Regions from separate parts of the Homo sapiens genome. Here regions 1, 2 and 4 are each linked to region 3. A link is a contact called in ENCODE Hi-C or POLR2A ChIA-PET data. All regions are on one chromosome and are shown on one strand. Each heading gives the region's core, a stretch centred on a gene start or an enhancer-like site at or near the end of the contact. The rest is flanking DNA. Distances are from core to core; before and after follow the strand shown. Region 1 has its middle 6.1 kb from the start of CEACAM16. Region 2 holds the start of NECTIN2 (nectin cell adhesion molecule 2). Region 3 holds the start of PLAUR (plasminogen activator, urokinase receptor). Region 4 has its middle 7.5 kb from the start of CBLC.

The links. A loop is a pair of places that touch in the nucleus more often than their neighbours do. ChIA-PET counts read pairs that join two places held with the same protein, here RNA polymerase II (POLR2A). Pooled maps may share reads with other maps.
Region 1: a loop to region 3 is called in a pooled map, with 9 times the contacts of the local background. The contact joins the enhancer-like site here to the promoter of PLAUR in region 3. A Hi-C loop is called at or near these places in 5 of 50 pooled maps.
Region 2: a pooled map shows a loop between it and region 3 (10-fold over the local background). The contact joins the promoter of NECTIN2 here to the promoter of PLAUR in region 3. A Hi-C loop is called at or near these places in 6 of 50 pooled maps. POLR2A ChIA-PET finds 5 or more read pairs at or near these places in 4 of 52 experiments (AG04449, IMR-90, PC-9 and 1 more).
Region 4: a map of naive thymus-derived CD4-positive, alpha-beta T cell shows a loop between it and region 3 (21-fold over the local background). The contact joins the enhancer-like site here to the promoter of PLAUR in region 3. A Hi-C loop is called at or near these places in 1 of 168 maps with a recorded cell type or tissue (naive thymus-derived CD4-positive, alpha-beta T cell) and 6 of 50 pooled maps. POLR2A ChIA-PET finds 5 or more read pairs at or near these places in 1 of 52 experiments (RWPE1).

Annotation. Positions count from the first base shown.
Region 1 is chr19:44,689,692-44,696,489 of GRCh38, reverse strand. No RefSeq gene overlaps it. Among named protein-coding and RNA genes, the nearest start is that of CEACAM16, 6.1 kb to the left of the region's middle. RefSeq lists enhancers at 3,987-4,056, 6,282-6,781, 6,782-6,798. Within about 2 kb of position 4,234, at least 23 of the 41 ENCODE cell types and tissues checked have a DNase peak (open chromatin) inside an H3K27ac peak, as active enhancers do.
Region 2 is chr19:44,844,711-44,851,793 of GRCh38, reverse strand. NECTIN2 (nectin cell adhesion molecule 2) reads right to left here and starts at 5,497. Exons shown (of 9, transcript NM_001042724.2): 1 at 5,181-5,497. The coding sequence starts at 5,268. RefSeq lists enhancers at 424-1,335, 2,805-3,787 and silencers at 5,427-5,526, 5,657-5,736, 5,817-5,866, 6,734-7,083.
Region 3 is chr19:43,668,572-43,675,311 of GRCh38, reverse strand. It overlaps PLAUR (plasminogen activator, urokinase receptor), which reads left to right and starts at 5,143. Exons shown (of 7, transcript NM_002659.4): 1 at 5,143-5,246. The coding sequence starts at 5,192. It overlaps LOC124904724 (a long non-coding RNA gene), which reads right to left and starts at 6,548. Exons shown (of 3, transcript XR_007067264.1): 1 at 6,129-6,548; 2 at 4,832-5,286. RefSeq lists an enhancer at 5,075-5,374 and silencers at 6,295-6,374, 6,415-6,644.
Region 4 is chr19:44,767,237-44,773,602 of GRCh38, reverse strand. No RefSeq gene overlaps it. Among named protein-coding and RNA genes, the nearest start is that of CBLC, 7.5 kb to the left of the region's middle. Within about 2 kb of position 2,867, at least 4 of the 41 ENCODE cell types and tissues checked have a DNase peak (open chromatin) inside an H3K27ac peak, as active enhancers do.

The DNA.
Region 1 (6,798 bases), core at 2,985-5,484, 1.0 Mb before region 3:
AGGTTGAATTGTGTTTGCGGCTCCACTCTTGCTCCTGTTGGGTAGTGCTGGACCAGGCAGGAGGTAGTGGCGGCTGAACCAGGGATGGGAGAAGTGGTCAGCTTGTAGATGTATTCTGCTGATATCATTCTTCTTCTTCTTCTTCTTCTTCTTCTTTTTTAAATGGAGTCTTGATCTGTCATCCAGGCTGGAGTGCAGTGGTGCGATCTTGGCTCACTGCAACCTCCACCTCCCAAGTTCAAGCGATTCTCTCACCTCAGCCTCCCGAGTAGCTGGGATTACAAGCATGCGCCACCATGCCTGGCTAATTTTAATATTTTTAGTACAGACAGGGTTTTGACATGTTGGCCAGGCTGGTCTCAAACTCCTAACCTCAAGTGATCCACCTGCCTTGGCCTCTCAAAGTGCTGGGATTACAGGTGTGAGCCACCGTGCCTGGCCCATTATTCTTTTTGACAGCTTCAGCTTTTCCTGTTATCCATCTCCCCGCTGCCCACCCCCAAGAAAACCCATTTTGCAGACAAGTAAACTGAGGCCCCGGGCCATTGCCTCATAAGATTGGAGCAGATGAGTCTTATCTTCTCTGCACAGCCATCTGGGGACACGGGTCTATGACCTTGTTTGGTCAGGGTCACCCCTTGCCCGCCCAGCCCTCTTGTCTCACCAGTCACTTAGTTTCCTTGGGAGCGGGAGGGAGGCTGGGAACTCCTTTATCTGCTCTTCAAGACCCTGCCCACCACTGACATCATCAATATATATTAGATGTAAACGTCAGACTTGGGCCTCCGTGGCAGAATCCTTGTCCTGTCCTCTCTGGGCAGGGGTGGGGAGGCCTTGAGACTGAGGGTTTGGCTGGAGCTAATGTCTTAGGCTGAAGCAGGTTTCCAAACCCCTTTCAACCTCCCCTTATCTTGGGCGAGGCAGAGGGGGCCGTCATATTTGCTCAGGGTGTGGCTTCCTGTGCCGGCCTGTCAAGGCCTGGAGTTGGCTCTGGCTGGGCCTGGAGAGGTTGTTCTTGGGGAGAAAGGACCAAATGTCCCCTTAATTCCTGACCCTAGAAAGAACACCCAGGTGGCCAGGCGTGGTGGCTCACGCCTATAATCCCAGCACTTTGGGAGGCCGAGGCGGGTGGATCACCTGAGGTCGGGAGTTCGAGACCAGCCTGACCGACATGGAGAAACCCCACCTCTACTAAAAAAAATACAAAATTAGCCCGGTGTGGTGGTGGGCACCTGTAATCCCAGACACTTAGGAGGCTGAGGCAGGAGAATCACTTAAGCCCGGAAGTCAGAGGTTGCTGTGAGCCGAGATCACACCACTGCACTCCAGCCTGGGTGACAGAGTGAGACTCTGTCTCAGAAAAAAAAAGCACCTAGGCTTCCATGCAGGAGAGGAGGCAGGTGGATCGGAGAAGCTCCAGACCTTTCCATAGGCTGTTCCCTGTGCTTGGATACCCGTCCCCACCCTCCTCACCTCATTCATCTGGGTTTTTCCAAGCCATTCAATCATTTAACAAATATTTGTCAAGCATGGACTATGTACCAGGCTGTTTGCACAGAGACATCCTTTCCTTTGTTGGGCTAAATCCTATTGGAGGGAGATGGGCAATAATAATAATAAAAAAAACCTGATATGGCATTTAATGTCAGGCAGAGATAAAAGCTATAAAAAGTAAAATAGGTCAGGTGCAGGGGCTCACGCCTGTAATCCCAGCACTTTGGGAGGCCAAGGTGGGTGGATCGCTTAGGCCAGGCGTTTGAGACCAGCCTGGGCACCACAGTGAGATCCTATCTCTACAAAAAAGTACAATAATTAGCCAGGCGTGGTGGTGGTGTGCACCAGTAATTCCAGCTACTTGGGAGGCTAAGGTGGGAGAATTGCTTGAGCCTAAGAGGTGGAGATTGCAGTGAACTGAGATTGCACCACTGCATTCCAGCCTGGGCAACAGTGTGAGATTGTGTCTCAAAATAAATAAAATTAAATAAAATAGGGCAAGTGGATAGAGAGGAGCAGGGGTTGCTGTTTTAGTTTGGGAGGTGGTGGTGGTGGCGCTTTTTCTGGCCTGAAGGAGGCGACAGAGGAGGGAGCCTGTGGGTGTGTGGGAGGAGAGTGTTTTTGGTAGAAGGTACAACAAGTGAATTCAAGGCCCTGGGGCAGGAGGGGCTTTGATGAGCATAAGGACAGCAGGGAGCCTGGTGTGACTGGAGCTGAGTGAGGGGCAGGGGAAAGTGGGAGAAGGTGGTCAGAGGGGGACTAGCCACCTAGAGCTTTTCTGGAAGGTGCTGGAGGGGAGGAAGTGAAGGGCAGAGTTAGGGGGATGGAGGCCAGCAGAGAGTGCCAGGGTTCTCTTGGGACCCTAAAGGGACCTGGTTAGGGGTTCCTTCCTCTCTCTGCACCTCATTTTTCCCTTCAGGAAAGTGGGAAGGGGTTGGACTTGGATTTAGAATTATGGTTAGGCCTGGGTTGGGCATGGTGCCTCACTCCTGTAACCCCAGCATTTTGGGAGGCTGAGGTGTGAGGATTGCTTGAGCCCAGGAGTTTCAGACCAGCCAGGGCAACATAGTGAGTCCCATCTCTACTAAAAATAAAATAAAAAGAAAGGCTGGGCACAGTGGCTCACACCTATAATCCCAGCACTTTGGGAGGCTGAGGCGGGCAGATCATCTGAGGTCGGGAGTTCGAGACCAGCCTGACCAACATGGAGAAACCCCGTCTCTACTAAAAATACAAAATTAGCTGGGCATGGTGGCGCATGCCTGTAATCCCAGCGACTGGGGAGGCTGAGGCAGGAGAATCGCTTGAACCCAGGAGGCAGAGGTTGCAGTGAGCCAAGATCCCGCCATTGCACTCCAGCCTGGGCAACAAGAGTGAAACTTCATCTCAAAAAAAAAAAAAAAAAAATTAGCCAGGTATGGTGGCACATGCCTGTAATTCCAGCTACTCTGGAGGCTGAGGCAGGAGGATCACTTGAGCCCAGGAGATGGAAGCTGCAGTAAGTTGTGATCACGCTACTGCACTCCAGCCTGGGGGACAGAGTGAGACTCTGTCTCAAAAAAAAAAACAAAAAAACAAAAGTTGTAGAATTCTTTTCTCATTCCTTTAGAATGGTTAAAACAATTTTTTTTTTCTTTTTTGAGATGGAGTCTCGCTCTGTTGCCCAGGCTGGAGTGCAGTGGCACGACCTCAGCTCACTGCAACCTCTGCCTCCCGGGTTCAAGCGATTCTCCTGCCTCAGCTTCTCGAGTGGCTGGGATTACAGGCGCATGCCACTATACTCGGGTAATTTTTATGTGTTTTCAATAGAGATGGGGTTTCACCAGGTTGCCCAGGCTGGTCTCGAACTCCTGCCCTCAAGTGATCTGCCTGCCTCTGCCTCCCAAAGTGCTGGGATTATAGGCGTGAGCCACCGCGCGAGGCCAATGGTCAAAACAATTTAAAAACCACTTTTTATTATGGGAAATTCTACGCACCCATCGAAAGCAGAGAGAAGAATGGTGTCTGCCCTCGCAACCACATACCCATCACTCAGCTCATAGGCAATCTGGTTCCCTCTCCTCACCCACGGCCCTCTCCTGTATTATTTGAAAGCAAATCCCAGCCATCAGATCATTTTATAGCTATTTCTGCCTGTATCTTTAAAAGATAAGGACTCATTTAAAAATAACACACTCACAATGCTATCATTTCACCTAAACAGTGAACATAAAAATCAACAATTCCTTAATATCTTCAAATGCTCAGTGTTCGAGTTTTCTGTTGTTCAGCAAAGCCATGATTTCTTGAATAATATCATAATTCCTTTTGGGCAGCCATCACTCAAATCTAATTTTAGAACACTTTTATCACCCTGGGAAAATTCCCTTCTGCCAGGATCGAAAAGTGGTTCAATATTTTGAAATTTCTGCCTCAGCAGTGAAGTGCTTTCTTCTGACGGAAACTTACCTGGAACCCCAGTGTGTTCAACATGTAAACAACACCTCAACCCACACCTGTCCAACCCCCCAACCGCCCCCCCGGTACAGGATCCCCATCCAGGGCTGTAGGCAGACCCGGGGGGTGGGAGAGTTGGTGGACAGTGGCTGTGTATACCTCTAGTGGTCTATCTACATCCATTGACCCTGAGACCCTAGGAACCCGCACAAAACCTTTTTGCACACAGAGTTGAATCGGGAGGGCAGGGTTTTCCCCGTGAATCATAGTGACTCTTGGTCATGGCCCAGCCCACTTCCTTCCCTGCCACCAACTTACTCATTTGTAAAGCAAGGAGCCACAGCCCTGAGAATCTAGGGTGTACCAGGGCTCGTGGGAAGAGGAGGTGGCAGAGGGAAGCAGTGTGCCCTGGTGGGCAGAACTTGGGTGGAGAGAGCCTGGGAGCCGGGGATGGGCGTGGGGGGCGTCTTAGTTCCCGTCAAGGACACTGGTCTCAAGCTAATTAGGCCAAACATAAACACGGTGCCTGAAATTCCACCATCAGCGAGACCTCCTTTGGGTTAAGCATCACTCTCTCCCCTGTGCCCTTTGTAGAGGGCAGACACCTCTGCCTGGACACACAGACCCCACTTGAATGGGCATGGATTGCATCTTGGTTCACCTTCCTTTCAGGCTGGGATGAGCAGAAGACAAATTTTCGGTGTTAGAAACTTTGGTTTTGTTCTCAGCTTGTCCACTGATACCCTGGGTGACCTCACCTTTTTTTTTTTTTTTTTGAGACAGAGTCTCGCTCTGTCGCCCAGGCTGGAGTGTGGTGGCACAATCACAGCTCACCGCAGCCTTGACCTCTTGGGGTTAAGCAGTCCTTCCACCCCAGTCTCCCAGGTAGCTGGGACCACAGGCACACACCACCACGCCTGGCTAATTTTTAAATATTTTTGGCCCAGTGCGGTAATTCACGCCAGTAATCCCAGCACTTTGAGAGGCCGAGGTGGGTGGATCACTTGAGGTCAGGAGTTCAAGACCAGCGTGGCCAACGTGGTAAAACCCCCGTCTCTACTAAAAATACAAAAATAAGCCAGAAATCGCTTGAACCCAGGAGGCAAAGGTTGCAGTGAGCCGAGATCGTGCCACCGCACTCCAGCCTGGGTGACAGGGAGAGGCTCCATCTCAAAATAAATAAATAAATAAATAAATGAAAGTAAATAAATAAATTTTTTTGTGTGTGCAGACTGGGTCTCGCTGTTACCCAGGCTCATCTTGGACTTCTGAGCTCAAGCGGTCCTTCTGCCTTTGCCTCCTAAAGTCCTGGGATTAAAAGCATAAGCCACTTTGCCTGGTCAGCTTCACTTACTTAACCTCAGTTTCCTCATCTGTAAAATGGGGATAATCACAGTACTAGGTTGGTGCAAAAGTAATTGTGGCTTTTGCCATTACTTTTTTTTTTTTTTTTGAGACGGAGTCTTGCTCTGTCCCACAGGCTGGAGGGCAGTGGCACAATATCGGCTCACTGCAACCTCTGCCTCCCTGGTTCAAGCGATTCTTCTGCCTCAGGCTCCTGAGTAGCTAGGATTACAGGCGCCTGCCACCACACCCAGCTAATTTTTTGTATTTTTAGTAGAGATGGGTTTCACCATGTTGGCCAGGCTGATCTCAAACTCCTGACCTTGTGATTTGCCCGCCTCGGTCTCCCAAAGTGCTGAGATTACAGGAGTGAGCCATTGCGCCCAGCCAATTTGCCATTACTTTTTTTTTTGAGACAGAGTTTCACTCTTGTTGCCCAGGCTGGAGTGCAATGGCGCGATCTTAGCTCACCGCAACCTCCGCCTCCTGGGTTCAAGCGATTTTCTTGCGTCAGCCTCCCAAGTAGCTGGGATTACAGGCATGCACCACCATGCCCAGCTAATTTTTAGTAGAGACAGGGTTTCTCCATCTTGGTTAGGCTGGTCTCGAACTCCTGACCTCAGGTGATCTGCCCGCCTCGGCCTCCCAAAGTGCTGGGATTACAGGAGTGAGCCACTGCGCCTGGCTTTGCCATTACTTTCAATGGTATAACTTCACTCACAGAACCGTTGTGAGGATATCAGTGAATAAATGTAAAGCCCTTAGCATAGTGCATGGCGTATAATAAGTGCTCGGTAATGTTTATTATTAATTATTATTATTACATTGAGTTCCAGGTCATCTCCCCTACTAGACCTCAAGCTCCCTGAGAGTAGGAGCTGGGCTGGTTTATCTTCACCTCTCTCATGCCAGTCAAGTTCATGTAACAGAGTTTGGTGATAGTAGTTGCTCAACAGACGTTTGTCAATGAATGAATGGGGACTGCTAGGTTGGGAAAGGGAAGGATGTGTATAATGAGCATCCACACTCCTTGGGCCTCTGCCTTGTGCTGGTCAGTGCTGGGAGCCCCTCAGTGATGGAGATAGCAATTGTGCTTATAGGGCTCATAGTTCAGCGGGACAGACCCATCCCCAGGCAGTGATGGCCCAGACTGGGCGGGGCTGGGGTAGGTGAGCTCACAGGAGAGATCTGACCCAGCTTGGAGGTCAAGGAGGGCTTCCTGGAGGAGGAGGTGTATGAGTTGAGACTTGGAGGGTGAATGGGGTGGGCAGGAAGAGTGGAGCTGTGTGCCTGGGGGTGTGCAAGGGCCTGGAAGTGAGATGGAACACAGTGTGTGGGGAAACAGAAAGAAGTTAAATCTGGGGGACTGTAGACCAGGGGTGAAGGTGAGAGGGCGGTGGGTGCTGAGAGATGAGACTGAGCGTCCCCTGGACTTTGCAGGCGTTGGAGGCAGTGGTGAGGAGCTTGGACTCTAAGGCACTGGGGAGCCATGGATGGTTTTGAGCAGGAAGGGGCTAGGTTGAG
Region 2 (7,083 bases), core at 4,248-6,747, 1.2 Mb before region 3:
GGCTGTGCCATGAACTTGGCCAGGACATGGCCAGCACCATAGCCAGGGGACTGTGGCCATGGGAACACCAGCCTCCCTCAGTGTCACTGGGCAAGCCAGACTGGTGACAGCTTCATGAAGTGTGAGCTGGGTCCCCAGACACACTTCCTCTCCCTGTGGACTGCACCTGCAGGCTTCCTGTGGTGGCAGAGTGGAGGCTGCCCAGGGTGTAGTGTGAGCCCATGGGAGAACAATGGGGACAGACACAGCTTGAGACCCCGAGATCCAGGGATGGGTAGACCAAGGCAGCGAGGAGGGTGCAGAGTGACCTATGGAACCCTGGAGGAGAGGTTGGGGGCTTGGACTCCTGGGTCTGAGAAAGGAGGGGGCTGGGGGCCTGGATTCCTGGGTCTGAGGGAGGAGGAGCTGGAGGCCTAGACTCCCAGGTTTGAGGGAGGAAGAGCAGGGGGCCTGGGCTCCTGGGTCTGAGGGAGCAGGGGACTGAGGCTGGACCCCTGGGTCTGAGGGAGGAGGGACTAAGGGCCTGGACTCCTGGGTCTGAGAGGGGAAGGATGGGGGCCTGGACTCCTGGGTCTGAGGGAGGAAGCACTGGTGGCCTGGACTCCTGGGTCTGAGAGAGCAGGGATGGGGGCCTGAACTCCCAGGTCTGAGGGATTAGGGATGGGGGCCTGGACTCCTGGGTCTGAGGGAAGAGGGCTGGGGCCTGGACTCCTGGGTCTGAGGGAGGAGAGGCTGGGGCCTGGGCTTCTGGGTCTGAGGGAGGCGGGGCCTGAAGCTGGACACCTGGGTCTAGGGGAGGAGGAGCTGGGCTCCTGGACTCCTGCCTGGCTGGCTCCCCAGGGCCTGGCTTCCCCCGCAGATCTATAAAGCACAGCGACCCAGCCTCCCATGGCAAGGCACGTCGGGACTAGAGAAGGCCCTTGAAGGCCAGAGGCTTTGAGTACTGGCCTCAGCTGCTGCCTCAGTCACCTTGTCAGTTAATTAATTGTATTAATCACAGTGCCCAACCCCCACAGCGGAAATCCAGGAGCTGGTTCAGGGAGTGAGCAGCGGCTGCAGCAGCCAGGATGTAGGGCTGTCTGTCTGTGCCTGGATTTCTGCACCTGCCCCCTGGCCTCCTCTAATCCGTGTGTTTTGTTTTGTTTTTTTGAGATAGGATCTTGCTTTGTTGCCCAGGGTGGAGTACTGTGGTGTGATCTCAGCTCACTGCAGCCTCAACCTTCCTGGCTCATGTGATCCTCCCACTTCAGCCTTCCAAGTAGCTGGGACTATAGGCACACACCACCACCTTTGGCTAATTTTTAAATTTTTTGCAGAGACAGGGTTTCGCCGTGTTGCCCAGGCTGGTCTCGAACTCCTGAGCTCAAGTGATACACCTGCCTGGACCTCCCAGAATGCTAGGATTATAGGCATGAGTCACCATGCCTGGCTTCTTGAAAGTCTTTTAATGGTATCCCTGCTGTCTCTTAGCGTCTCTTATCTGTGTCTTCCGGGGCCTCTTCTATCTCTCTCTGTGTCTAGTTCTTAGGGTCCCTGTCCCTCTGTGTCTCCAATTCCCAGGGTCTCTCTTGGGGTCTCTGTTACTCTTTTCTCTTTTGAGACAGGGTCTTGCTCTGTGGCCCAGGCTGGAGTGCAGTAGTGCAATCAGGGCTCACTGCAGCCTTGAACTCGGTTCAAACGATTCTCCTGCGTCAGCCTCCCAAAGTGCTGGAATTACTGGTATGAGCCAATGTGCCTGGCCTCTGTCACTCTTATCTGTGTCCCCCAGAGTCTCTGGTCTCTGCTCTGTGCCTCTTATATTCTCTGTCTCTTTGTAACAGCTTTATTGAGACATTATTCCCATACCATACAATCTACCCATTTAAAGTGTACAGTTCAGTGGCTTTTGTATATTCAGAGTTAGCCATCCATCACCCGAGCAATTATAGAACATTTTCATTAGCCTGAGAAGATACCCTGTCCCCGTTAGTCACTCTCTTCCTCTTTCCTCTGTATGTCTGACATCTCCGGTCTCTTTCTCCGTCTGGGTCTCCCTGTGTCTGGAACCTGGCTCTCTGCCTTGATTCCTGGGGTTCTCTTCTCACAAGCCTTCTGGTCTACGTCTCTGTTTCTGTCTCTGACTGTGGAGTCTCCCTGCCTCCTGGGTCTCCAGTGCCCTGTCTCCCCATATTTCTGACACACCTTCTCACAGCCTGGCCCATCTTGCTGGGTCCCCTCTTCTCCTCCCCTTCCTGCTCCATTTGTCAGCACTGCTGGGACATTAAAAATGTAACAGCGTCCCAGGCAGGGGCGGGGGAGCTGGCCCATGTGCCCAGCTCCCTGTCCCTTCTGTGTTCATCACTCCCTGTGGCCCCCACATGTCGCTGGCCTTGAGGCCCCCTGTACCCTGACCTCCGTGGGTCACGGCACCTCTGCTGTCCCACAGCTGGAGTCTTTGGGGCTCCCTGCCTGTCACCAAACCCCTTTCCTTTTCCTGTCCCTGCCTTCATCTGGTATCTATGTCTAGCTCCCTTCCCCCACCCTCCTCCGTCCCATTCCAGTGTCTTTCAGCCTCATCCCTGTGTCGGTATTTCACTCCCCCGACCCTGTGCCGGCATTTCACTCCCCTTCTATCCTCTGATTCCATTCCTACACGTGTCTCTGACCCCATTCCTAAATCTGTGTCTGACCGCTTCCCTCTATTGGCCTCTGTACCCATCCTTGTAGCTCCAGCCTCTCTATATACCCACCCCCCAACTTCTCCTCTGCCCAGTCCCCCTTCCCTAATGAGAGGAGACAGCCAGGCTGCCGTCCCTCTGCTCCCCTCCCCCTCCACTACGTGGGGCTGCCTGGCGGACATGGACACACGGATGGGCAGGGAAGAAAGCTGGGGGAGGGGAGCCGGCCCAGCTGGGGGCCCAGGTGGTGCACCCGCATTCCCCGAGGAGGCCAAGCGGGGGAGGCAGTGGAGCTAGACAGGTATACAGAGAAAGACGGAGAGGAGAGAGAGAGATGGGGAGAGGAGAAGAGAGAAAGAGCTTGGAGAGGGATGGAGAGAGAAAGGGTGAGAAACGAAGAGAGATGAAGAGGGGGAAAGAAAGTGAGGGAAGGAGGAAAACAGGGAGGGGGAGGGGAGAGAGAGAGAGAGGGAGAGCGAGCACATGCCAGCCGGCCAGCCAGTGGACAGCAGAGGCGAAGGATTGGGGTGGGGGTGGTCAAGAAAGGGGCCGACAGCTCCTTCTCCAGGGGCTAAGAGGTTTCACAGGGAATCAGTGGGGCCTGGGAGCCTTCCGGATGGTCCGCAGGGAAAGGATTGTTATCTCAGTTTTTTTACGAGGGAGGAAATGGAAACTCAGAGGCACTTCCTGGAGCCCACCCGGTGCGGGGCTCTGAAGAACCGGAGCCCGGCTTCCCCGGGACCTGCTGTGAGACCTTGAGAAGGCTGCTTGCCTTTGCTGAGCCTGTTTCCTCATCTCTAAGATGGAAACAGAAACAGGACCTGTTTCCCAGGGCAAGCTGGAGCCTTCGGTGAGATCATGCACCAAGCTAACAGTAGGCTCAGGGTCTGGTGGGTTCGGAGAATTCACCCAGAGGTGCCAGTTCTGATCTCATCTGCCTATTTCTGCCTGAAGGGAGAGGCAGGGGATGGAAGCGGAGTTCCCAGCTCTGGGTCAAAGCTGGGAGGCCAGTGAGAGCCATCCTGGGGGAAATGAGGCCAGAGAGGTGGCCGGGGTTCCCCCAAGATCCCCCTGAGCTCTCTTCTGCGCAAACCCTCGGGAAACTCTAGCATCCCAGAGTTTGTCGCTGGGAATACACAACCGGGTCACCTGCAAGGGGCGGGGCCAGCGCCTCTTTCAAGGGTTCCCTCCCAGCCCCTCCCTCCCCAGGGGGGCCGCTCTCCTCCCCTAGTGGGGTGGATGGAAGGACGCCAGGGGGTCCAAGGCATAGCAATGGGAGGGACGGGGGATAAGGGCGGCGGCTCCACTCGTCCACCTCCTGCTATGGCTCTGAGGACAAAGGCGCTACCAGAGGATAGATAAGGTCCCGAAACCGGGGAGTCCGGAACCCGGAGCCAGGAGCGCCCGCCCCGCCCCTCCCTGGCTCGGCGAGAGTGAAACCAGGAAAACTTCCCCGGCGACGTCTCCGTCGCCCCCGACCATTCATAGGGAAAGGGAGGAGTCTCCCAGCCTCTGGGACTCGGGGCCTCCCGTTCTATCTGGGACTCAGGCGACTGAGACTCCAGCCTCAAGACAGAGCCTTCGACCCTTGATCATATCTGGAGCCCAAGAGACGGGGCCCGCTGCTCGCACTTCTGTTTGGATCTCAGAAGACGTTCCTCTGCCTACAATTAAGTCTGAAGCCCACGAGATCGAGTCTCCTGTCCCCCGGTTCTGCCGGGAACCCTGAAAACGAAGCCCCCTGCCCACAATTAAATCCAGAAGCTACAAGTTTGATCCTCTCTCGCCCCCAGTTTTACCTAGATCCCAGTTAGACTTAGCGCCTAGCCTCCATTCTACCAGGGACCCTGAAGACGGAGCCCCCGGCCCCTAATTTTTCTGGAGTCCACGGAGTCAGAACCCCCAACTCCCTGAGGTTCGGGGTTGGAGCTCCGAGCTCAGGCCCTTCCCCCTAAGTCGCCAGAACTCTTATCCTTAGCCCTCCAAGGGACCCGAATCAGGTCCGCTTGTCCTCAGTTCTCTCCGGGCCTCAGACGCCCAAGCCGGGAAGAAGGAAAAATAGGGGAGGGAGGTGGTCTCGCCTCTTCCTCGAGACCTTACTGCGGTAGGTGGGGGGAACATTCCCCACATTCCTGAGAGGGGTAGAGGAGACAGAGACCCAGATCCGGGTGAACTACTCGGCGCGGGGTGGGGAGGGGGCACCAGGCCTTCCTGGGATTTAACCCTTTCGGCGCGGGAATCCGAGAAATGGGGAGGGGGACAGACAAGCAGGCGTAGGATGGGCAATTGGATTAAGAAGGATGGGGGTGGTGGTGAGAGAGATGCAGAAAGGAGGGGTCAGAGTCTCCTCGAGAGAATCGGACGTGTAGGGGGTCGGAGTCTGTGGGGCCAGCCAGGAAGGGGGCACGCGAGAGGGGGCTCGGGGAGCCGGGGGTGGGCGGGGAAGGTGCTCGGCTTCCCCAGCTCGGAAGGTAAGGTTGGAGGGGGTCCGCGCGAGGGCAGGGGGCCGTCCGCTCGTCTCACCGGTTTCCAGGAGCAGCAGCAGCAGCAGCGGCCACAGCAGCGGCGTCGGCGGCGATCTCGACGGCAGGAGGGCAGCGGCCCGGGCCATGGAGGGCCCGGGAGGGGACTGGGCCCGGCCGGAGGCCCGCGGGCCACTCTGTGGGGGCCGATCGGCTGGGCGGTTTAGTAGGTGCCTGTGGGGCTCCGGCTCCGGCTCCGGGCCGGTTCCCGCTGCGCTCTAGCCTCCCTGTTCTGCTCTCCCGGCCCAGCTCTCCCCGCCCGGCTCGGCACCCCCGGCCTCTCGCTCAGCTCCGGCGGTTCGAACCCGCTGACGTCACAGGATCCACCCGCTGCTCCCCCGAGTCAAGCCGACCCTGGCTCCGGCCCCGCCCCCTCCTGGCGTTCTGACCCCGCCCCCCGGATTCCACCCCTGTTCCTCCCCGGGATTCCATTCTCGCTCCTCCCCAGGATTCTAAGGTCGCCCCTGCCAAAGAATTCTGTCTCCTTCGCTCCCGGCGTTAAACCACGCCCCCTAAGGTCTAGCCACGCCCCCTCTGCTCCCGAGTAGTTCCCACGCCCCGCCCCCTGCCTACCGGCCGCCTCGCCAAGGTCTTGCCACGCCCCTTTCGGCCCTTCCGGCCGACTCCGCCCCCACCAGCCCCGCCTCCACCAGCCCCGCCCCTCGCCCTAGCCGGAGTTCTCTCGGTCTCTTAGCTCAGTCCGTCCTGGCCTCTGTCCCACCCACAGTTCGAATCCTGCCCTTTCCTGCCTGCCCGGGTCCTCTCATCACAGTTGCCTGAGGCACGTGGGGCTTTACGGTTCTGCCCCCAGCACGTCCCGGTTGTGCGACCTCCCCGCAGGTCGAGCCCATCGCCCTGAGCCTGTTTCTCGTACCCTCGTGCGTTTCTAATCTCTGCCCCGAACTCTAGGTGTCGCTGCACTCGTTTCTTTCTGGATTTCTCTGTCTCTCTTACGTGTCTTTGTGTCTCTCTCACTCTCTTTGGGTCTTCCTCTCTGTCCCTGTATTTCTGCCTCTCTGGGTCTTTCCGTCCTCATGCTTCGGTGTCGCTCTGTTTCTGGTCTTCCTTTGTCAGTCACTGTTTCTTTATTTCAATAAAAGAGACGGGGCGGGGGGGCGGCGGGGTCTCACTATGTTGCTGAGGCTGGCCTCAAGCGATCCTCCCGGCTCGGCCTCCCAAGATGCTGGGATTACAGGCGTGAGCCACCAAGCCCGGCCTGTCTGTCACTGTTTCTGGGTCACTTGGTCCCCATGTCTCTTTCCATCCTTTGACTCTGTCTCTGTGTCTCTCTGTCTCTATCTGTGTGCCTCTCTGTCTCTGTCTCTATTTCTGTGTATCTCTGTCTCTATCGGCCTGTCTCTGTGCCTCTCTGTCTCTGTGTGCCTCTCTGTCTCTGTGTTTCTCTGTCTCTATCTCTGTGCCTCTCTATCTCTGTGCTTCTCTGTCTCTGTCTCTCCGTGTGTCTCTCTCTGTCTCTATCTGTGTCTCTCTGTCCCTGTCTCTTTCTCTGTGTCTCCCTCTCGGCGTCTCTTGTCTCTGCGTGCGAGTCTCTCTCGCTGTCTCTCTGTCCCTGCTCTGTTCTCTGCTTCCTTCCCTCCCTACCTCCCTGCGCGCCCTGGTCCTCCCCTCCCAACACCTGCTCCGCGCCGCCTTCTCACCGCAGCCACCCGCCAGGGGGCAGCAGAGACCGGCCCCCGCGCTGCGCTGGCCCGGCCGGGCTGGGTGGGGCTGGGCTCCAGTCCGGCCTCCGGACCTGGTCACTCCCCGCGTCCTTGTCCCACTTCCCCTATCTCCCCAGCCTCCTCGCGTCTTTGTGTCTCTCGCTCAGACTCGGGCCCTTTGTCTCTCCCAGCGGCTCGCCCTCCTCCCTACCCCCACCTACCTCTTCGCATTCTTTGGGCTGC
Region 3 (6,740 bases), core at 3,894-6,393:
AGAGAGAGATAGGCATTGAGAGAGAGAAAGAGGGACAGAGACAAAGAAAACAACAAAACAGAGAGATAGAAAAAGACAAAGACACAGGGAGAGACAGAAATTTCAGGAGGCGAGGGCAGCCTTGGGCAGGGATGAGTGGGCTCTGAAATACCTCTCATTCGTTAAAGAGGAAATTGGCTGAGCATAGTGGCTCACACCTGTAATCCCACCACTTTGGGAGGCCAAGGCGGGAGGATCACTCGAACCCAGCAGTTCAAGACCAGCCTGGGGAACAGACCAAGGCTCCATCTCTACAAAAAACACGAAATATGAGAAAATAGCCAGGCATGGTGGTGCACACCCCTAGGTCCCAACTACTCAGGAGGCTGAAGTGGGAGTTTCGCTTGAGCCCAGGAGTTCAAGGCAGCAGTGAGCTATGATCATGCCTCTGTCTCAAAAAAAAAAAAAAAAAAAAAAAAAGGGAAATTGGGAAATTGTGGCTTAGAGAAGTGAGGTCATCCCACCAGGAAGTGGTAGCAGCACAGCACACAGCTCCGCATGACCCTCAAACCTGAGTTTTCTCTTCACTGAGAGATGCCCCCTACCCACCCCAGACCCATTTCATAGGTGGCAAAGCCGGGGATTGATGGAGTGAAGCCATCTGCCCAGGGTCACCCAGAAGCAAGTGGCTGAGCTGGGTCTCAAGCCTGCTTGGACCAACACCCCAACTGTCTATTTCCCCACCTCATGTACATTCCGATCTAGTTTAGTTTTCACACCAGCCCAAGAGGGATCCCCTTCTCCAGCTGAGAAAACTGAGGCTCAGAAAGAAGAATGTCATTGGCCCAGGGTGACCCAGCCAGGGAAGTGCCCACTTCAGCAGCTGACGCGTGATAACTGTTGACGTCAGACTCAATGACAGGCCTCCATCTCCCTTCCTACTCCAGGAAGAGGTGAATGTCCAGAGTTGCAACAATGATAATACTGGCAGCTATCGCTTTTATTGAGCACATACTATGTACCAGGCACTGTGGCAAGCATCTTAGGAGCATTCTTCTTTTTGTTTGTTTGTTTGTTTGTTTTAGATGGAGTCTAGCTCTGTCGCACAGGCTGGAGTGGAGTGGTGCGATCTCGGCTCACTGCAATCTCTGCCTCCCAGGTTCAAGCAATTCTCGTGCCTCAGCCTCCTGCGTAGCTGGGACTACAGGTGCATGCCACCACACCTAGCTAATTTTTTTGTATTTTTTAGTAGAGACAGGGTTTTGCCATGGTGGCCAGGCTGGTCTTGAACTCCTGACCTCAAGTGATCCACCTGCCTTGGTCTCCCAAAGCACTGGTATTATAGACATGAGCCACCATGCTCAGTCATTTTAGGTGGATTCTTTTACCTCCGCAGTACACCAGCCCTGGGAGGGTGATACTTGCTATCTCTACTTTCCAGATAAGGGGCTTGGGCACAGAGATAGATTAAGTAACCTGCTAGAGGTGACACAGCCAATATGTAGATGCAATTTAGATTTTCACAATCTGAGACCAGCTCCCACACTCTTAACCATTGGGCTATACTACCTCTTAGGAAATTCTCTGGGAGTTCTTTTTTTTTTTTTTTTCAGTCTCACTTTTGTTGCCCAGGCTCGAGTTCAGTAGCTCGATTTTGGCTCACTGCAGCCTCAAACCCCTGGGGCTCAAGTGATCCTCCCACCTCAACCAGAGAGTAGCTGAGACCACAAGTGTGCACCACGACACCTGGCTAATTTTTCTATTTTTCATAGAGACAAGGTCTCGCTATGTTGTCCAGGCTGTAATTTTATTTTTTTATAGATACAAGGTCTTACTATGTTGCCCAGGGTGGTCTCGAACCCCTGAGCTCAAGCAATCCTCCAGCCTTCGCCTCCCAAAGTGCTGAGATTATAGGCATGAACCACTGTGCTCACCATTGGGAGTTTTTTTGTTTTTTGTTTTCTAACCTTATCTTAAAATCATTAGCTTACAGCTTCAATGAGTTAGTAAGAATCACATAGTACAGGCTGGAAGCGGTAGCTCATGTCTGTAATTTCAGCAATTTGGGAGGCCAAGGTGGGTGGATCACCTGTAGTCAGGAGTTAGAGACCAGCCTGGCAGACATGGTGAAACCCCATCTCTACTAACAATACAAAAATTAGGGCCGGGTGCGGTGGCTCACCCCTGTAATCCCAGCACTTTGGGAGGCTGAGGCAGGTTGATCATCTGAAGTCAGGAGTTCGAGACCAGCCTAGCCGACATGGCGAAACCCCATCTCTACTAAGAATACAAAAATTAGGGCTGGGCGCAGTGGTTCAAGCCTGTAATCCCAGCATTTTGGGAGGCTGAGGCGGGTGGATCACCTGAAGTCAGGAGTTCAAGACCAGTCTGGCCAGCATGGTGAAACCCCATCTCTACTAAAAATGCAAAAAATTCGCCAGGCATGGTGGAGAATGCCTGTAATCTCAGCTACTCAGGAGGCTGAGGCAGGAGAACCTCTTGAACCTGGGAGGCAGAAGTTGCAGTGAGCCGAGACCGTGCCATTGCACTCCAGCCTGGGTAACAAGAAAGAAACTCCGACTCAAAAAAAAAAAAAAAATAGCCAGGCATGCATGAGAATCCCTTGAACCTGGGAGGTGGAAGTTGCAGTGAGCCGAGACCACGCCATTGCATCCAGCCTGGGAGACAAAGTGAGACTCTGTCTCAAAAACAACAACAACAACGACAACAAATCACATAGTATAATCATTATTACAGCAGTAGAAGTAGCTACCACTTACTCATCCCCTACGACTCTCTTCCTCTCCTAATCTGTTCCAGCCACACTGACATCTCTTCTGTTCCTAGAATCTCATCAGGCTTCCACCTCAAGGCCTTTGCACTGGTTGTTCCTGCTCCTTGGAAAGGTTCCCTGCCCATCTGCCCTACTTCTTCCCTCACTGCATTCAGCCTCTGCTTGAATGCCACTTGCTCAGGGAACCCCTCCTGGATCACCCACCTAAAACAGCTCACACCTCATTTGCACCCAGATACTTCCTTCAGCCTGCTTTGTTTTCTCCAGTTTGCTTATCCCTCTCAGACAGTGAAAGATTAGATAACACATATCTGCTCCCCACTGTCAACACAACAAAAGGTGGGAACTTTGCTTTGCGTCCTGCTGTGCCCCTAGCTCCTGGACCAGTGCCCAGCACAAAGTAGGTCCTTGGTAGATGTTAAAGGAATGTGTTGAGCCCTCCATTTCGGCCAGCAGCTATTCCAGGCATTGCACCTACATTAAATTGCTCTGTTTAGTTAGATGCATCCTAAGACGGGGAGACAATTTTATCTTTAGTATTTTATTTTACTTAAAAAAAAAAAAAACTTGGCCAGGTGCAGTGGCTCATGCCTGTAATCCCAGCACTTTGGAAGGACAAGGCAGGTGGATCACCTGAGGTCAGGAGTTCGAGACCACCCTGACCAACATGGTGAAACCCCATCTCTACTAAAAATACAAAAATTAGCCGGGTGTGCTGGCGTGCCCCTGTAATCCCAGTTACTCAGGAGGCTGAGGCAGGAGAATTGCATGAACCCAGGAGGCGGAGATTGCAGTGGCCGAGATTGCACCACTGCACTCTAGCCTGGGTGACAGAGTGAGACTTCGTCTCAATAAATAAATAAATAAATAATAAAAAGAAAGAAAAAACTTATTATAAGCCTTTTCAAACCCACAGAAAAGGAGACAGAATGGCATAATATGCCCTTATATACTGATTACCTTTATATAATTGATACAACCATTTGGCTATTTTGCCTTTATTTTCTACTCAAGTATTTATTTATTTATTATTTTTTTGAGACAGGGTCTCGCTCTGTTGCCCAGGTTGGAGTGCAGTGGTGCAATCATAGCTCACTGCAGCTTCCAGTTCCCAGGTTCAAGCGGTCCTCCCACCTTAGCCTCCCAACTACCTAGGACTACAAGTACGGGCCACTGCACCCAGCTAATTTTATTTTATTTTTAATTTCTTTTGGAAAGATGAGGGCTCTTTATGTTTCCCAAGCTGATCTTGAACTCCTGGCCCCAAGTGATCCTCCTGCCTTGGCTTCCCAAAGCATTGGTGTTACAGGCATGAGCCACCTCATCTGACCTCTTCTAAAATATTATAAAATAAATACAGACATCAAAATGAAAACAAAAGAAAAAGAAAAAACAAAACAAAAATCCCCAAAACAACAACAACAAAAAATGCAGACATCAATAACATTCACCACTAAATACTCTAGTAAGCATCTGCAAAAACAAACAAACAAACAAAAACCAGAATCCCACCTAAGCATACAGCCATTGTCGTAACAGTGATATCTACTTTTTTGGCTGAAGTGTCTTTTTTTTTTTTTTTTTTTTTTTCTGTGAGAAGGAGTCTTGTTCTGTTGCCAGGCTGGAGTGCAGTGGCACGATCTCGGCTCACTGCAACCCAACCTCCGCCTCCCGGGTTCAAGCGATTCTCCTGCCTCAGCCTCCTAAGTAACACACACACGCCACTACGCCCGGCTAATTTTTGTATTTTTAGTAGAGACGGGGTTTCACCATTAAGTGTTTTAATGTAGGTGCAATGCCTGGAATAGCTGCTGGCCAAAATGGAGGGCTCAACACATTCCTTTAACATTTACCAAGGACCTACTTCGTGCTGGGCACTGGTCCAGGAGCTGGGGGCACAGCGGGAAGCAAAGCAAGGGTTAAGTGTTTTAAGTGTTTAAGAGATGCATATTTCAGGATGCATCTCTAGATAAGGACATTTTCCAAAATACCAGTATCCCTCCTGACAAAACTAACAAAAATCCTGTTAGCCAAATAATCAGCCACATTCATATTTACCGTCAAAGTTTTTATCCTCATTTTACAGCAGTGGAGAGCGATTGCCCCGGGTCCCACGTTAGGAAGAGAGAGAACTGGGATTTGCACCCAGGCAATCTGGGGACAGAGCTGTGATCACAACTCCATGAGTCAGGGCCGAGCCAGCCCCTTCACCACCAGCCGGCCGCGCCCCGGGAAGGGAAGTTTGTGGCGGAGGAGGTTCGTACGGGAGGAGGGGGAGGCGCCCACGCATCTGGGGCTGACTCGCTCTTTCGCAAAACGTCTGGGAGGAGTCCCTGGGGCCACAAAACTGCCTCCTTCCTGAGGCCAGAAGGAGAGAAGACGTGCAGGGACCCCGCGCACAGGAGCTGCCCTCGCGACATGGGTCACCCGCCGCTGCTGCCGCTGCTGCTGCTGCTCCACACCTGCGTCCCAGGTAGGGGCTGGGTCCCGAACGCCTGCGCCTGGAACAGGGTCTAATTGAGGGGGTTGGGGGTTGTCAGAGGATGAGTTGGAGGAATGCGGTTCAGTCCTCAGCATCCTCCCTAATCAAATAATAGTAATTCTCGTGCTTTGTGCAACGCCACGCGGCGCAGTACCTGGCACTCAGTAGCTAAGGAAATATTAGTGGAGCAAAGGCATTTAGCTTTACATAATTTAGTGAGTGCTTTTTTTTTTTTTTTTTTTTTTTTGACAGAGTCTCACTCTGTCGCCCAGGCTGGAGTGCAGTGGCGCGATCTCGGCTCACTGCAACCTCTGCCGCCCGGGTTCAAGCGATTCTCCTGCCTCAGCCTCCTGGGTAGCTGGGATTACAGGCGCCTGCCATCGCGCCCGGCTAATTTCTGTATTTTTAGTGGAGACCGGGTTTCACTCTGTTAGCCAGGATGGTCTCAATCTCCTGACCTCAGATGATCCACCTGCCTCGGCCTCCCAAACTGCTGGGATTACAGGCGTGAGCCACCGCGCCCGGCCCAAGTGTTCTTTTTTTAAATGGAGTTCTTCGAAGCCTCTTCCTTGCAATTTCAAACTAGGCGATGGGACTTTATTAATTTCGTTTCGCAGAGGAAACTAGGGCACAGAGAGGTTAGATAACTGGCCTAAAATCACACAGCCAGTGCTTGAATACGCAGGATCTGACCCTGCAGCGCCCCCCAGCGCTCTCCACGCTGCTGGGTCTCCCCCTCTGAGAAACGGGGGGACAGGACCCCCTTTTACAAAAGGCCCAAAGGGAGGCTGACTGAGCGGCGCAGAGCCAGTGCTGGAGACCCGGGACTGTCCCTCAGGACCTTTCCCTCTCACTGAGGCGACTCTCACTTACTTCCCCGGAAAATGTGGGGGGCTCTGGGTCGAGGAATTCGAGAAGGAACTGAGTCAGGGCGGGTGGCCACAGGGTGTTGGGGCCGCGATGAATAACCCGGAAAGCGCTCGAGACCGCGGGAGGCCGGGAATGAGTAACAGCTCCGGGATACTCCGAACGCGCAGCTGGAAAGGGATGTCCGGGAAGGCCCGGAGGTCGGGGACCGGGCCTAGGGACTGGGCTGCAATCTCGGGGCGGAGCCTGGGGCGGGGAGAGAGTGTCGGGGAGGAGCCAGAGGGCGGGGCTGGAACCTCAAGGAAGAGCTACGGGAGAGGTTACAGACCGAGGAAGAGCTAGGAGCGGGGCTAGAACCTCGAGGCGGAGCCAGAGGGCGGGGTTATAACCTCGAGGCGTAACCAGAGGGCGGAGTTATAACCTCGGGAGGAGCTAGAAGGTGGGACTAGACTCTTGAGGGGCAGGATTATAACCTCGGGGAGGAGCTAGAGGGCGGGGCTGGAACCTCAAGGAGGGGCTAGGGGCGGGGTTATAAGCTTGGGGAGGAGCTACGGGGCTGGGCTAGGACCTCAAGGGGCCAAGGGGCGGGGGTTACGACCTCGGGGAGGAGCTACAGGG
Region 4 (6,366 bases), core at 1,618-4,117, 1.1 Mb before region 3:
GAAAAAGACAAAAACAAAGAACAACAACAACAAAAAAAAACTGGGCATGCTGGGATGCTGCCTGTGGTCCCAGCTACTCGGGAGGCTGAGGTGGGAGGATTGCTGGAGCCCAGGAGTTTGAGGCTTCAGTGAGCTATGATTGTGTTGCTGTACTCCAGCCTGGATGACCCAGTGAGATCTTGTCTAAAAAAGAAAAAAAATCTGCAACTATATGAACTCTTTTCCTAGATTTGACAGGTTTTTTTGTATCCACTTTGCAACTATAATAACTCTTTTTCCAGATTTGACTCAAAGTGGATACAAATGAAGTGAATGACATGAAAAGATGCTCCACAATGTGATCCACTAAGGAAATGAACATCAAAACCACAGTGAATGCTGCTTCACACCCACTACGATGACTGTCATAAACAAGACAGACAATCACAAGTGTTGGCAAGGATATGGAGAAATAATTGGAACCCTCTACGCTGTTGGTGGGAATGTAAAATGGTGCAGCTGCTTTGGAAAACAGTTTGGCAGCTCCCCAAAATGTTAAACACAGGGCTAGAGCATTCCTACGTATATATATATCCCAGAGAATTGGAAGCATATATCTACCCAAAGACTTGTGGAAACAACCTAAATGTCCATCAGTTGAAGAATGGATAATCAAAATGTGGTCTGCTCATACAACGGAAAATTCTTTGGCCATTAAAAGGAATGATTTTTTGTTTGTTTGTTTGTTTTGAGATAGGGTCTTGTGCTGTCTCCCAGAGTGGAGCGCAGTGGCACAATCTCAGCTCACTGCATCTTCGATCTTCCGGGCTCAAGCAATCCTCCTGCCTCAGCCTCCTGAGTAGCTGGGACCACAGGTGCATGTCACTCCCTGCTAATAGGAATGAAGTATCTCAAAAAAAACATAATGCTAAGTGAAAGAAGCCAGTCACTGGCCAGCCTGGGCAGATCACAGCTGTAATCCCAGCACTTTGGGAGGCCAGGGCAGGCAGATCACCTGAGGTCAGGAGTTCGAGACCAGCCTGGGCAACATGGTAAAACCCCCTCTCTACTAAAAAACAAAAATTAGCCAGCCGCAGTGAGATGCGCCTGTAATCCCAGCTACTCGGGAGGCTAAGGCAGGAGAATCTCTTGATCCCGGGAGGTGGAGGTTTCAGTGAGCTGAGATAGTGCCGTTGCACTCCAACTTGGGTGACAGAGCAAGATTCCATCTCAAAAAAAAAAAAAAAGGTGGGGGGGCCGGCCGCAGTAGCTCACGCCTGTAATCCCAGCACTTTGGGAGGCAGAGGCGGGTGGATCACGAGGTCAGGAGAACAAGACCATCCTGGCTAACACGGTGAAACCCCGTGTTACTACGTCTTACCGTGTTACCCACGTCTCTACTAAATATACAAAAAATTAGCCGGGCCTGGTGGCGGGCGCCTGTAGTCCCAGCTAGTCTGGAGGCTGAGGCAGAGAATGGCGTGAACTCGGGAGGCGGAGCTTGCATTGAGCTGAGATCGCGCCACTGCACTCCAGCCTGGGCGACGGTGCGAGACTCCATCTCAAAAAAAAAAAAAAAAAAAAAAAAAAGCTACAAGAGAATAATTGTGATGTTCTAAACACAAAGAAAAGATAAACGAGGTGATGGATATCCCAGTTACCCTGATTTCATCATTGCACATTGTATACATGTATCAAAACATCACATGTACCCCCACAATATGTACAACTATGTTATGTCCAAAAATACAAAAAAGGGAGAGTATGTTATGGGTTGTCTAGAGCTGGAAGGGTGTTGAGGGGAAATAGGGAGTGACTACTAATGGGTATGAGGTTTCTTTTTGGGGTGAACAACTGTTTTAAAATAGAATCTGGTGAGGCAGGCATGGTGGCTCACGCCTGTAATCCCAGCACTTTGGGATGCTGAGGCAGGTGGATTGCTTGAGCTCAGGAGTTCGAGACTAGCCTGGGCAACACAGTGAAACCCTGTCTCTACTAAAGTATAAAAAATTAGCCGGGCATGGCGGCATGCACCTGTAATCCTAGCTACTCGGGAGGCTGAGACAGGAGAATGGCATGAACCTGGGAGGCAGAGGTTGCAGTGAGCTGAGACTGAACCATTGCACTCCAGCCTGGGCGACAGAGCTAGACTCCATCTCAAAAAAAAAAAAAAAAAAAAAAGTCTGGTGATAATTGCACTATTTTGTGAATATACTAAAGTCACTGAATTGTACACTTTTTAAAATTTTATTTTTATTTTTATAGAGACGAGGTCTCTCTGTGTTGCCCAGGCTGGTCTTGAACTCCTGAGTTCAAGTAATTCTCCCACCTCGGCCTCCCAAAGTGGTGGGATTACAGGCATGAGCCACTGCGCCCGGCCAGAATTGTACACTTTAAAGAGGTAAATTGTATGGTATACACATTATATCTCAATAAAACAGTTAGGCTGGATGAAAAAGCCAAATACCGCTCATTCTTACTTGTAAGTGGGAGCTAAACGTTGAGTACTCAGGGACATAAAGATGGCAACAATAGAAACTGGGGACTGCTAAAGTGGGGAGGGAAGAAGGGAGGGGGCAAGGGTTGAAAAACTGTTGGGTACTATGCTCAGTACCTGGGTGACGGGATCAGTCGTACCCCAAACCTCAGCATCATGCAATATACCCAGGTAACAAGCCTGCACATGTACTCCCTGAATCTAAAATGAAAGTTGAAAAAAATAAAACGAAATAAAGCTATTGAATAAAAAGTGGAGACCTGAGGATAGCCACAAGAGGGCGCTCTGAGCACAGAGTTACCACCTCCCTTGGGAACGGAGTTTCTCGGCCACGCCTCAAACTATGGCCATACCTTCGAGGCCCTGGCCACGCCTCTGGGACTGTGGTCCCACCCCCAAGGGCCTAGCCCCACCCCTACACCTTAACCACACCCTCAGGTCCTGGTCACACCCTCAAAGCAGTGTCTGAAGCAGCCCATTCACGCCCCCAGCTCCCCAGACTCTGACCACAAATGCATGCACAGACTTAGAGATACTCGGAAACACAGAACCTTAAACCATAGACTTTTCTTTTCTTTTTTTTTTTTTTTGAGACTGAGTCTCGCTCTGTCGCCCAGGCTGGAGTGCAGTAGCGCGAACTCTAGTCACTGCAACCTCCGCCTCCCGGGTTCAAGCGATTCTCGTGCCTCACGCTCCCGAGTAGCTGGTATTACAGGCGCATCTCACCACACCTGGCTAATTTTTTGTATTTTTAGTAGAGACGGAGTTTCACCATGTTGGCCAGGCTGGTCTCGAACTCCTGACTTCAAGTGATCTGCCCGCCTCGGCCTCCCAAAGTGCTGGGATTACAGGCGAGAGCCACCGCGCCTGGCCAAAATCACAGACTCTTAAACCATGACTTTTACTTTGAAATCATTTGTTTTTCTTTTGAAATTATTTTAAAGTTACAGAGAAGTTGCAAGAATAGTTTCAGACATTACGTCCCTTTGCCTCTAAATGCTTCAGTTGCATTTCCAAGTGTAAGGACGTTCTCTTACACCACCACAGTACAGAGGAGCAGTGTACATTTCTCAGTGACAGTAGTATCCAACAGTGCAGCCTGTATGCAAATTGCCAGCTGTCCCCAAACTATCTGTCATAGCAAAAAGTTTTCATCTCTTCGGTTTCCTTCAGTCTGGTACGGTTCCTTGGCCTTTCTTTGTTTTTCATGGAATTGACATTTTTGAAGATTATAGGCTAGTTCTTTTGGAGAAGGTCTCCTTGATTTGGGTTTGTGTGATGTTTCCTTGTGATTAGATTCTGGTGGCAGGAGTGTTACAGAAGTGATGCTGTGTCCTTCTCTGTACATGATATCAGGAGGCACACGATGCTGGTTGTCCCAAGAATGCTGACAGATTTGGTCGGTTGGTTATGGTGAATCATGGAATCCCAGACCTATCGATTCACCAAGTCAGTCTCTTCCATCCCTGGGCCACAGTTTCCCTTTCTATAAAGTAAAAGTCTGGCTTATGTGAAGGTCTGAAAACACACTTAAAGAACAGATGTGTTCGGCTGCGCGGTGGCTCATGCCTATAATCCCAGCACTTTGGGAGGCCGAGGCGGGCGGATCATGAAGTCAGGAGATCGAGACCATCCTGGCTAACACGGTGAAACCCCATCTCTACTAAAAATATAAAAAATTATCCGGGCGTGGTGGCGGGCGCCTGTAGTCCCAGCTACTTGGGAGGCTGAGGCAGGGGAATGGCATGAACCCAGGAGGCGGAGCTTGCAGTGAGCTGAGATCACGCCACTGCACTCCAGCCTGGGCGACAGAGCGAGACTCCGTCTCAAAAAACAAACAAACAATGAAAAAAAGAAAAGATGTGTTCTGTTTACCTCTCACACTCTTTTTTTTTCTTTTTGTTTTTTGAGACAGTCTCCCTCTGTCGCCCAGGCTGGAGTGCAGTGGCTGAATCACAGCTCACTGCAACCTCTGCCTCTGGGTTCAAGCAATCCTTCTACCTCAGCCTCTCAAGTTGGTGGGTGCCACCATACCTGGCTAATTTTTGTAGAGATGGGATTTTGCCATGTTGCCCAGGCTGGTCTTGAACTCCTGGCCAATCCACTCACCTTGGCCTCCCAAAGTGCTGGGATTACAGGTGTAAGCCACCGTCCCCTGACTCTGTGTGTGTGTGTTTGAGGCAAAGTCTCTCGCTGTCACTCAGGCTGGAGTGCAGTGGCATGGTCACAGCTCACTGCAGCCTCAACCTCCTGGGCTTAAGCGATCCTCCCACCTCAGCCTTCTGAGTATCTGGGACTGCAGGCACGTGCCACCATGTTCGGGGTTAGAGCCGGGGTCTACCCATGTTGCCCAGGATGGTCTTGAACTCCAGGGCTCAGTCTGTCCTCCCACCTCAGCCTCCCAAAGGGTTGGGATTACAGGTGTGAGCCACTGTGCCCGGCCAATGCTCTTAAAGTCACTTTTTGGAATGTCCCAGGCATTTAGAATCTGGCAGATTTCACACACGCATCTAGGAGAGATGTCCTCTGTCTTTCTGGGTTTACTCAATGTGGTGAGGACAAGCGAGTGGAGCCCCGAGAAATGCATTGAAGGTATGACTTCTGGCGTTAGAGCTGTCCCCGGAATGCTGGGACTGTCACCCATGAGGAGCTTTGGAAGTTGAGGGGTGAGTGATTGAATTATTATTATTATTTTTCTGTCACCCAGGCTGGAGTGCAGTGGCACGATCTTGGCTCACTGCAACCTCCCCCTCCCAGGTTCAAGCAATCCTCCCACTTCAGTCTCCCTAGTAGCTGGGACTACAGATGTGTGCCACCATATCCAGCACATTTTTGTATTTTTAGAACAGACGGGGTTTCACCATGTTGGCCAGGCTATGAGTGCTTAATTCTGTGAAGGCTGGGAGGCTGGAGACCCCAAGCAGGACCCTTCCTCCATCTTTGGAGTCTGCCTTTCTCCAGCGGAAGGGGGAAGACTGTGGAAGGACATGTGCCTAGTCCCAAGGTCTAGGAGGCTGAGTGGGGATTTCCATGTGTACAGAGGCCAGATCCCTTGTTTTAGAGAAGTTACTTATAAAGTTCAGTGCTGGGTTCAGCTCTCAAGCCCCGGGACGGTTTCTCATACACGAAAAGCCACATCACCCACAGCCTAGACCCACAAGCACAAGAGGACTTCCAACACACTCCAGACTGATGATGGGCCAGGTCCTGGGCTAAGTGCCTGACACTCACACTCTCATTAAATGCCCAACAACCCATCAACCCCAAGGGGTCGGGGGGATTCCCTTCTTACAGGTGAGGAAACTGAGGCTCAGTGTGGTGAAGTCACTTCACCTTGAGTCATTTAGTCATTTGGTGGCAGAGCCCTGGTTGTGACAGATACATGTGCGGCCCCTCAATAACCATTCTCTCCTCTTCCTTTTGTAGCAGAACCCCTGAATTTTGGCTGGGTACATGCTGCCCAGATAAAACCACATTTCCCAGCCTCTGTTGTGATAGGTGTGGTCATGTGACTAAATTCTGGCCAAATAGGATGTGATGTGTATGATGTGTATGACTTCTGGGTTGTAGCTTTAAAGGTAGGGGCATGCGATTGACTTTTGTTTCTTCTTCCCAGTGGTTGGAATGTGGATGTGATGGTGGGAGCTGGAGCAGCCATTTTGGACCACACAATGGAAGTGTGAGGTGAGGGCAGCAGAACAACCAGGTAGAAGGAGCCTCGATCTCTGACATCCTTGGCTACTATTCTAGATGCGGGTGTTCGCTGGGCCTTTACATGAGAGAAAAATAGACTTTCATCTTATTTAAGCTACTATTGGGTGGACGTGGTAGCTCATGCCTGTAATCCCAGCACTTTGGGAGGCCAAGGTGGGTGATCACCTGAGGTCGGG